Linked DNA regions of Homo sapiens: region 2 is linked to region 1. Evidence: chromatin loops called from intact Hi-C (ENCODE). Cell type or tissue: PC-9. All regions are shown on one strand. Each heading gives the region's core, and the rest is flanking DNA. Links, peaks and the distances in the headings are about the cores only.

Evidence for each region. Peaks named below come from ENCODE experiments on the same cell type or tissue, not always from the same donor. Only the 100,000 strongest peaks of a DNase experiment are listed, where the experiment ranks them.
Region 2: it touches region 1 in a loop (15-fold over the local background); 6 of 110 quality-filtered maps call a loop at or near these places.

What each region holds. Positions count from the first base shown.
Region 1 is chrX:103,814,460-103,819,860 of GRCh38, reverse strand. It overlaps a transcript of RAB9B not described here. Among named protein-coding and RNA genes, the nearest start is that of RAB9B, 15 kb to the left of the region's middle. In PC-9, for the core only: CTCF peaks have their summits at 1,966 and 2,168 (motif pointing right); a DNase peak (open chromatin) is centred at 2,160.
Region 2 is chrX:103,487,374-103,492,774 of GRCh38, reverse strand. All of the region lies in intron 5 of LL0XNC01-250H12.3 (a long non-coding RNA gene), which reads right to left. Among named protein-coding and RNA genes, the nearest start is that of RAB40A, 29 kb to the left of the region's middle. In PC-9, for the core only: CTCF peaks have their summits at 2,806 (motif pointing right) and 4,255 (motif pointing left); no DNase peak of the experiment used is centred there.

The sequences.
Region 1 (5,401 bases), core at 268-5,267:
TAAAACGTTAATGTGCATGATTTGGGATATTCACTAATGTTTTCTTTTTCCAAACTGGTCATTTTAATTTCCTCAAGTTTCCATCACCAAAAGAGCTCTCATTCTTTACTACTTTCTCTTTAAGAGAAGGAAGGGATAATGACAAAAGCTAGGCATGTTTATGGAATAAAGGAAAAATTATTAAATGCCTTCTTACTGATATGCTTGCCAAAACTGGTGAGCAAGGATCTCTTATTCTGCTAGTGATGGTAGTGGTAATAATGTGTGAAAGGGTTTTTTTTTAAGGGGGCAAGAAGTTACTTAATATTTTCCCAGTGAAAATAAGCATCTTCACAGCTCAAGATGTGGCGTCGTCACCTGTAGTCATATAGAAACTGCTGCAGTGATCTTTGTGTCTTCATAAATCTCTTTGCCTTCTCCAAGGAAACACAGAGAATGATGATTCAGTTATATATAAATGTCTTTTTAAACAGTGGGTTTTGTGTGTGCAAGCATGTGTATTTTTAAGTAATCTGTCAGTTCCTTTCGTGCTGTATGAACTATGGGTAAATGTATAATGGTCTCACTATAACACTCCTGAATTTTAATCAGACCTGCCAAGCTGTGCCACATCTAGTTAACTGATTGATAAAAAGAATTGGGAAATGCTGCCTTAATGAAAGAAATAGCTCTTAATTCAACATTAGCTATATTGATTAGAGTAAAAATACAAATCACACTTTCCTGTGGTGCATTCATGAGGAAGCAAGAAACAGGCTCATATCATCTCTTTTCTCTTACGTTGTTCCTGGCTGCCTTAGAAACGACATATCCAAGGGTGTGTCCTGTAATATATTGCTCAACATAGAGTCTGTTAATAGATGAACAAGTGCCAGTAGCCTCTGAGTTCTCTCTTTTTCCATTTGTTCCCTGCTAGAAAACTTAGAGTGACCGATAAATGCTTTAAAATGTTCTTTTTTTCTGATTACAAAAGCCATACACATCCACCGTAGAAAAATGAAGTAATGAAAGAAATAGAAAAGCAAGATTTAAAAAATTAAAGTCATCTGTAATGTAATCCTATTAACCTGAGATAAGCAGATTTTAACATTTTAGTGTAGATTTTAATATATTTATGTATTTTTAAAATTGATTTGATACTGCACACACTGTAATCTTTTTTACTTAATATATATCTATAGTACTTAACTTTTCTCTAAGACATATATTCTTCTAAGATTATATTTGCTGTTTGCATAATATTGTATTGAAGGGTTTACCACAATTACCCATATTGCTAAACTTTTAATAAAACACTTATTGCTAGACATTTAGGTTGTTTTACAGCTGCCTTCTTTTCATAAAATAAAGCATCAGTGAAGTTCCTTAATATCAATCTTAACTCTCACCTCTGTTTATTTCCTACTAGTAAAATTTCTAGGTCAAAGATTATGAATTTTTTATTAATTTTAATATATACTGGCAAATTGGCCTCTAGAAACTTATCCCAAATGACATCAACACCAGTAGAATAAGAGGAAGACTATCTTTCCAACACCCAAACGTATGGACTATTATCTTCCTTTTTAACCCCATATGTGCAGTCTGATGGGTGAAAAAATGATCTCATGCTGTCATTTACATTTATTTAATTTTTTGAGAGTAATTGTTTATACATTCATTGGCCATTTTTATTTTTCCTTGAGTGAATGGACCCTTATGGGGGTTGGGGAACATTCATTTTTGTTTCTTATTGATTCCAAGGAAATCTTTTTTTATATTGTGGGTATTAACCTTTGATCTTATCCACATTGCTAGTTTTCTGCAATCCCCTCCCATAGATCTTGCCTTTTAATTTTGTTTATGGTATTTTAAAAATATACTGCCATATTATAGAAAAGGTTATGTTCTGATAAATTAGAAAACTGGTGGGTTGGGGAAAGAGAGGTGCTTATTTGATTTGTCCTTTGTTTCTGATTATACTCGAGACTACTTTTGTTTAGAAAGGTTATGAATCTAAGCTTTGGTCACCATGATAAAAGAATTGCTAGAAATAAAAAATATTCATTCATCCAGATGCTTTAATTGCATGATGTCAAATGACTGGTTTGAATTGAGTCTACTGCTGTAATAATCAGATTATTCTGAAGCCTTGTGTTAAATATAAATGCAGAGATAGAAACAGTTCCACTTTCAACCACAAGGGGGCAATAAAGACCGGTTAGTGTTCCGCCATAGACTAAACTTATATATATGTGTGCATATATATAGTATATATAGAGAGAGTATATATATATATTATATGTATACTTTAATTTCTGGGTTACATGTGCAGAACGTGCACATTTGTAACATAGGTATACACGTGCCATGGTGGTTTGCTGCACCCTTCATCCCATCACCTACATTAGGTAGTTCTCCTAATGTTATCCCTCCCCTAGCCCCCAACCCTTGACAGGCCACAGTGTGTGATGTTCCCCTCCCTGTGTCCACGTGTTCTTATTGTTCGACTCCCACTTATGAGTAAGAACATGCGGCGTTTGGTTTTCTGATCTTGTGATAGTTTGCTGAGAATGATAGTTTCCAGCTTCATCCATGTCCCACAAGAGGACACAAACTCATCCTTTTTCATGGCTGCATAGTATTCCATGGTGTATATGTGCCACATCTTCTTAATCCAGTCTATCATTGATGGACATTTGGGTTGGTTCCAAGTCTTTTCTACTGTGAATAGTGCCACAATAATCATACGTGTACATGTGTCTTTATAACAGAATGATTTATAATCCTTTGGGTACATGTCCTGTAATAGAATTGCTGGGTCAAAAGGTATTTCTAGTTCTAGATCCTTGAGGAATTGCCACACCATCTTCCACAATGGTTGAACTAATTTATACTCCCACCAACAGTGTAAAAGCGTTTCTATTTTTCCACAACCTTTCCAGCATCTGTTGTTTCCTAACTTTGTAATGATTGCCATTCTAACTGGCTTGAGAAGGTATCTCATTGTGGTTTTGATTTGCATTTCTCTAATGACCAGTGATGATGAGCATTTTTATATGTATGTTGGCTGAATAAATGTCTTCTTTTGAGAAGTGTCTGTTCATATCCTTCACCCACTTTTTGATGGGGTTGTTTGATTTTTTCTTGTAAATTTGTTTAAATTCTGTATAGATTCTGGATATTAGCCCTTTGTCAGATGGATAGATTGCAAAAATTTTCTCCCATTCTGTAGGTTGCCTGTTCACTCTGATAATAGTTTATTTTTCTGTGCAGAAGCTCTTTAGTTTAATTAGATCCCATTTGTCAATTTTGGCTTTTGTTGCCATTGCTTTTGGTGTTTTAGACTTGAAGTCTTTGCCCATGCCTATGTCCTGAATGGTATTGCTCAGGTTTTTTTCTAGGATGTTTATGGTCCTAGGTCTTACGTTTAAGACTTTAATCCATCTTGAATTAATTTTTGTATAAGGTGTAAGGAAGGGGTCTAGTTTCAGCTTTCCACATATGGCTAGCCAGTTTTCCCAGCACCATTTATTAAATAGGGAATCCTTTCCCCATTTCTTATTTTTGTCAGGTTTGCCAAAGATCAGATGGTGGTAGATGTGTGGTGTTATTTCTGAGACCTCTGTTCTGTTCCATTGGTCTATATATCTGTTTTGGTACCGGTACCATGCTGTTTTGGTTACTGTAGTCTTGTAGTAAAGTTTGAAGTCAGGTAGCTTGATGCCTGCAGCTTTGTTCGTCTTGCCCAGGATTGTCTTGGCTATGCGAGCTCTTTTTTGGTTCCATATGAAGTATAAAGTAGTTTTTTCCAACTCTGTGAAGAAAGTCATTGATAGCTTGATGGGGATAGCATCGAATCTATAAATTACTTTGGGCGGTAAGACCATTTTCATGATATTGATTCTTCATATCCATGTGCGTGGAATGTTTTTCCATTTGTTTGTGTCCTCTCTTATTTCCTTGAGCAGTGGTTTGTAGTTCTTGAAGGGGTCCTTCACATCCTGTGTAAGTTGTATTCCTAGGCACTTTATTCTCTTTGTAGCAATGGTGAATGGGAGTTCACTCATAGTTTGGCTCTCTGTTTGTCTGTTATTGGTGTATAGGAATGCTTGTGATTTTTGCACATTGATTTTGTATCCTTAGACTTTGCTGAAGTTGCTCATCAGCTTGAGAAGATTTTGGGCTGAGACAATGGTGTTTTCTAAATATACAATCATGGCATCTGCAAACAGAGACAATTTGACTTCCTCTCTTCCTATTTGAATACCCTGTATTGCTTTTTCTTGCCTGATTGCCCTGGCCAGAACTTCTAATACTATGTTGAATAGGAGTGGTGAGAGAGGGCATCCTTGTCTTGTGCCAGTTTTCCAAGGGAATGCTTCCTGTTTTTGCCCATTCAGTATGATATTGGCTGTGGGTTTGTCATAAATAGCTCTTATTATTTTGGGATACGTTCCATCGATATTGAGAGTTTTTAGCATGAAATGCTGTTGAATTTTGTCAAAGGACTTTTCTGCATCTATGGATATAATCATGTGGTTTTTATCATTGGTTCTGTTTATGTGATGGATTACCTTTATTGATATGTGTATGTTGAACCAGCCTTGCATCCCAGGGATGAAGCCAACTTGATTGCAGAGGATAAGGTTTTTGATGTGCTGCTGGACTCGGTTTGCCAGTATTTTGTTGAGGATTTTCACATCGATGTTCATCAGGGATACTGGCCTAAAATTCTCTTTTTTTGTTGTGTCTGTCTCTGCCAGGCTTTGGTATCAGGATGATGCTGGTCTCATAAAATGAGTTAGGGAGGATTCCCTCTTTTTCTATTGTTTGTAATAGTTTCAGAAGGAATGGTGCCATCTCCCCTTTGTACCTCTGGTAGAATTCGGCTGTGAATCCATCTAGTCCTGGACTTTTTTTTGGTTGGTAGGCTATTAATTATTGTCTCAATTTCAGAACCTGTTATTGGTCTATTCAGAGATTCAACTTCTTTGTGGTTTGTCTTGGGAGGGTGTATGTGTCCAGGAATTTATCCATTTCTTCTAGATTTTCTAGTTAATTTGCATAGAGGTGTTATAGTATTCTCTGATGGTAGTTTGTATTTCTGTGGGATCAGGGGTGATATCCCATTTATCATTTTTTATTGCGTGTATTTGATTCTTCTCTCTTTTCTTCTTTATTAATCTTGCTAGCAGTCTACCTATTTTGTTGGTCTTTTCAAAAAAACACCTCCTGGATTCATTGATTTTTTTAAGGGTTTTTTGTGTCTCTATCTCCTTCAGTTCTGATCTGATCTTAGTTACTTCTTGTCTTCTGCTAGCTTTTGAATTTGTTTGCTCTTCCTTTTCTAGTTCTTTAAATTGTGATGTTAGGGTGTCGATTTTAGATCTCTCCTGCTTTCTCTTGTGGACATTTAGTG
Region 2 (5,401 bases), core at 114-5,113, 330 kb after region 1:
CACTACCTTGATGAGTGTCAGTGTGGCAATATTTATCAAAAACCTACATATGGACACACTGTTTGCACAAACAATTTCCCTTGAACAAGTTTATCTTCAGAATGTAAGGAAGGATGTGGATAAGGATATGGTAAAAAGAACTGCTATTCTGATAATTCCCTTCCTTTACTTCTGGGCCTTGTGAAGCCTGAAAGAACCAGTCCTTCAAGATAAATCCTGGGTGTTTAACTGGGCCTAAATTCAAATTAGAGCCAAGTGGCCATTTGCTGAGTAGAGGTCACACATGACTTCGAGTTCCCAGAAAACCTGAAAGTCTGCTTAACTTTGGGACTTTCATAGCTGCCTGTTCCTTTTTATGGTGCTTGAACCAACCAATAAGCTTTCACCTATGTCAACCAATCAGAACTAAGCAAGTTGGAATCCTTCATTTGCATAAGTTGACCTGAGTGGGAACCTGGGTGAGAATTTTCTTCATAAAAGACAAACCTTCCCTTTGTCCTCTGGAACACACCTTCATTTTATACTGAAGGCTACATCTCCCCGATTTGCAAACTATTCACTGGAATAAAGTCTCTTTCCTCTAAATTCCTTTTCAGAGAACTTTTGTTCTCAGCCTGAATTTAGGAAGGGAGACCAAATGAGATGCAAAGCCATGAAGGAAAAGAAGGAAGCAGAGGAAAATGTGGTTGTCATCACACACACAATCACGCCAGCACATACACAATCACACACACACACACACACACATTTATACATGGACCAGGCTCTTTTTATCACAATACTAGTATTCTTCTATGACAGTTTGGTGAGTTCCAAGAGGACACATTTGGCTCACCAGTCCAAACAGCCACAGGAACTGTGCCCGGAACTGTGCCCTTCAGCGGAGCACATACTTTGAAAAGATGCCATCGACACAGTGTTGACATTAGGGAGTATCAGAACACTCTGAATAACATGGAGTTCTGAAAATTATGTTACATCCACAGCATGAAATTGTAGGTAAGCAATAAAATGAGTTACAATGAAGACAATGATGAGAGAGAATTTTTTGCCTATCAGATTAGCTACCATGCCCATTATTTCAATGTGTGTAGAAACAGGCACTTTCATACTGTGATGTTAGTGTTACTGAGCAATGGGCTTGGTCACCAATGCACATAGAAGCCAATACTATGGCACTAGCTTTTGAGGAAAGAAAAAGCTTTATTGCAAGGTCGACCAGCAAGGAGACAGGACCAGCAACACTCAAATCTGTTTCCTCGAGCTGGGGTCTGAAGGCAGAGAGTAACTATGGGGGACATAGGGAAATGCAACCAGGCATGATCTGATTGGATCATGCAAAGAAGTGGTGCCAAGTCCTTGGCTTTTAAGTTTGTACTGGGAAAAAAACAGGGAACCACTCACTTCTCATTTTGGTCCTCATTTCTCAATCTGAATACTTAGATTCCACATGTGGTTGACATTTTCTGTTCTGGCCAGTTCCAGGTTCACCAATCAGGCATACTTGGTTCATCTGGGCATGCTCAGGTTATATGACTTGCAACCTGGGGATCCACTGCATCTAAAAAACAACTCATCACTTTGTTACAAAGTCAAAGCATATTGAACGGTTCTGTGGTTACATTAGGAATGTAAATTAGTAGTAGTATTTTGAACCATTATGTTAATATAAAATGTTCTAATTTCCAGGGTTTTGAAAGGACTCTTCAGGAGCTTATAAAGAAATGCTTTAAAAGATATCTGCATATATAAAAGCTGGTGTTAAGTATACTATTGTCTGTAATAGAAACTATATTAAAAGGAATTAAATTTTCACCACTAGAGTACTGGGAAAATAAAGTTTAGGGCATCATATGATGAAACACCAACTCTATACAAAAAATTGAAATTGAATTTGAAAGATGGTCATAGTAAAGGCAAACACAGGTTACAAAAGTCCTAAGTAGTATGGCCGGGTGCAGTGGCTGACATCTGTAATCCCAGCACTTTGGAAGACGGAGGTGAGCGGATCCCTTGAGCTCAGGATTTCGAGACCAGTTTGGGTAACATGGTGAAATCCTGTCTCTACAAAAAATATAAAAATTAGTCAGGGGTGGCCGGGCGCGGTGGCTCACGCCTGTAATTCCAGCACTTTGGGAGGCCGAGGCGGGCAGATCACGAGGTCAGGAGATTGAGACCATCCTGGCGAACACGGTGAAACCCTGTCTCTACTAAAAATACACACACAAAAAATTAGCCGGGCGTGGTGGTAGGCGCCTGTAGTCCCAGCTACTCCGGAGGCTGAGGCAGGAGAATGGCGTGAACCCGGGGGACCGAGCTTGCAGTGAACCGAGATGGCGCCACTGCACTCCAGCCTGGGAGACAGTGAGACTCCGTCTCAAAAAAAAAAAAAAAAAATTCGTTAGGGGTGGTGGCTCACACCTGTAGTCCCAGCTACTTGGGAGGCTGTGGCTGGAGGATCGCTCAAGCCTGGGAGGCAGAGGTTGCAGTGAGCTGTGATTGCACCACTGCACTCCAGCCTGGGTGACGAGAAAAACCCCACAAAAGTCAGAAGTAGTTCTGTATCTATTTTTGCTTGTATAGGTCTATTGCTATATATCCATAGGTCTGAAAGCATAAAAATAAAAATGATTTTTTTTATTCCTCTCAAATATAGCTTTCTATTTAGCATAGTAAGAGGCTGGACTTTCTGTTTGGCCATCAGTATCCCTGAACACTGGATATACTTCTGTTCCACCCAGACTTATAGAAAGCTCTGTGGGGTGGGCTTGGGCCACAACCCCTTCCTCCCACTTTCCTGCTCCCGGATGTTCAAGCTGCAGTTTAGGCTTCTGTCACGAGGGGGCACTAACATATCACCATTATCAGACTGCAAAGCAATATATACAATGAGCAAAAAGGTGGGAATTGAACAGTGAGATCACATGGACACAGGAAGGGGAATATCACACTCTGGGGACTGTTGTGGGGTGGGGGGAGGGGGGAGGGATAGCATTGGGAGATATACCTAATGCTAGATGACGAGTTAGTGGGTGCAGCGCACCAGCATGGCACATGTATACATATGTAACTAACCTGCACATTGTGCACATGTACCCTAAAACTTTAATAAAAAAAAAATTAAAAAAAAAAAAAAGAAATACCATACCTCCCTTAAAACACAGCTTGTGAACCTATTTTCAAAATTTTCTGTCTGAAAAAACTGACAGATGCAAAAGAACACTAAATAAATATACTCTGGGGGCATCCATACTATGAAACACCAGGTAGCTCTAGCACACATTGGGAGCCACCGGCTGGCATAGGACAGCACAGGGGCAGGCGTAAGGTGACTAAGAAATGATGAGGGAGGTGGAACTGAGTCTGGGTGGCTGTGTCCACAGTGTCCCAGAGAGGGGATGACTGAAAGTGGGTGGAGAAGGTCTGGGAAGCCTGTACAGGAGTGGGGTAACGGAGGGCAAACTGCCTGCTCTCTGGGAGGGAGGGACCCCTCTACAGTGTGGACACCTCAACCTACCCTGAGGAAGGAAAAGATAAATCAGTGAATGCGATGAGATTCTTGGAGCACCATAATGCAACTGCTTTAAAATATATATTATATATATATATACAATATATAATATATATCATATATACACAATATATAATATATCACATACATACAATATAATATATTACATACAATATATAATACACCACATACATACAATATATATCACATACATACAATATGTAATATATCACATACATACATTATATATAACATATTATATATAACATATATTATATATGCAATATATAATATATACACGATATATATGTAATATATTACATATGATATATAATATATACAATATATAACATATATAATATATATAATATAATATATAATACACATTACATACACACAATATATTATATATACAATATATAATATATTATATATAATATATACTATATACACAATATATGATATATACACAATATATGATATATTATATATACAATATAATATATTGTATATATGATATATAATATATAGTATATAAATAAATAAAATTCATATAGTTTGTATAAATTCATAAATATATTTATATAAATAAATAAAATATATGAATTTTGCACACAGAATTATGATCATGGTAAACAAACCATTTTAAGTCCTTCGTTACTCTACAAAATATACTCCTTTTTATTAAAAAAAAAAAAATAAAGAGATCGATGCCATCTGGTGCCCAGAGACAGGATTGCATCTCTGTCAGCCAAGGGCCTCGGTAAGAGGGAAAGAGGGATGGAGTTTGGGAATTTGGCTCCCAGAAGGTATCAGCTGGAGTCTTCCGGAATTATTCAGCTCATGGTAGCTGTCTCTCTGTATCCACTATTTTCTGGGATATCTAAAACTGATATTGGTTCCATCCCCTGTCTGAATTAAAGGTAAAGCTGCACGTATGTTTATTTGGGTGATAGAGCAAGAGAAGATACACACACACACACACACACACACTCACACACATAGACATTATCAATTCCATTTTTATCTACTTTGTCTCAATACAAAATTGAATACAATGAATGTACTTTCGAATTAATGAAATACATTACAATTACTGTTGCCAATCTATTCAAAAGTATTTATTGAAATGCTTTTTTCCCTAAATACAAAATTTCAAACAATGTATAAAAGTATATTTATAAATTGAAATGAATCTGCATATCTCACTGGCCTGAAGCCTACCCTCTGACCCAAAAGGGTCTGTTGTCAACAGAATGGTGCATACTCTCCAGATGTGTCCCTGTAGGTGAGGTGCACGCAAACACACAATCTGTTCCAAAAGTGAATCACAGTACTAATTTTTTTTGCAACTTTTTTCTTCCACATAATATTCTCTTGAAGATTTATATTTGCATCTTATTAGTACTTCCAGTTTTGACATATTTTAACATGTTTATTGTTCATGTACATTTTAATGAGAATGTCTGTTGAAAACAGCTGCCAGTCATTTTGTTACAGAATGTGGTTCACAAATCATGGATACTAACCCAGTATCTGAGATGTAGTTTGCAAATGTTTTCTCCCTTAAGTTAAAAAATGTTTAGCCTTATTTTTACTGAGAAAGTGTTTTAAATGTCAATAATGTGACAAAAATATACAGGTCATAATTTAAAAAGAAAAAATGTTGAATAACACCATGAGGAGCAGGCGCTATCAGCCTGCAGGGAGATTAGAACATTCAGAGCCCTGGAGACATCAAGAGAAAATGATACAACTTTGGAGTATTCCAGAGTTAGCTGATGATCACAGGACAACTAGGTTGTTTCCCTGACTTACATAAACTCCCCTAAAGACAGCACACTGATCTGAATAATGGTCAGAATGATGAGTATCTTAAATGGTTGTTAG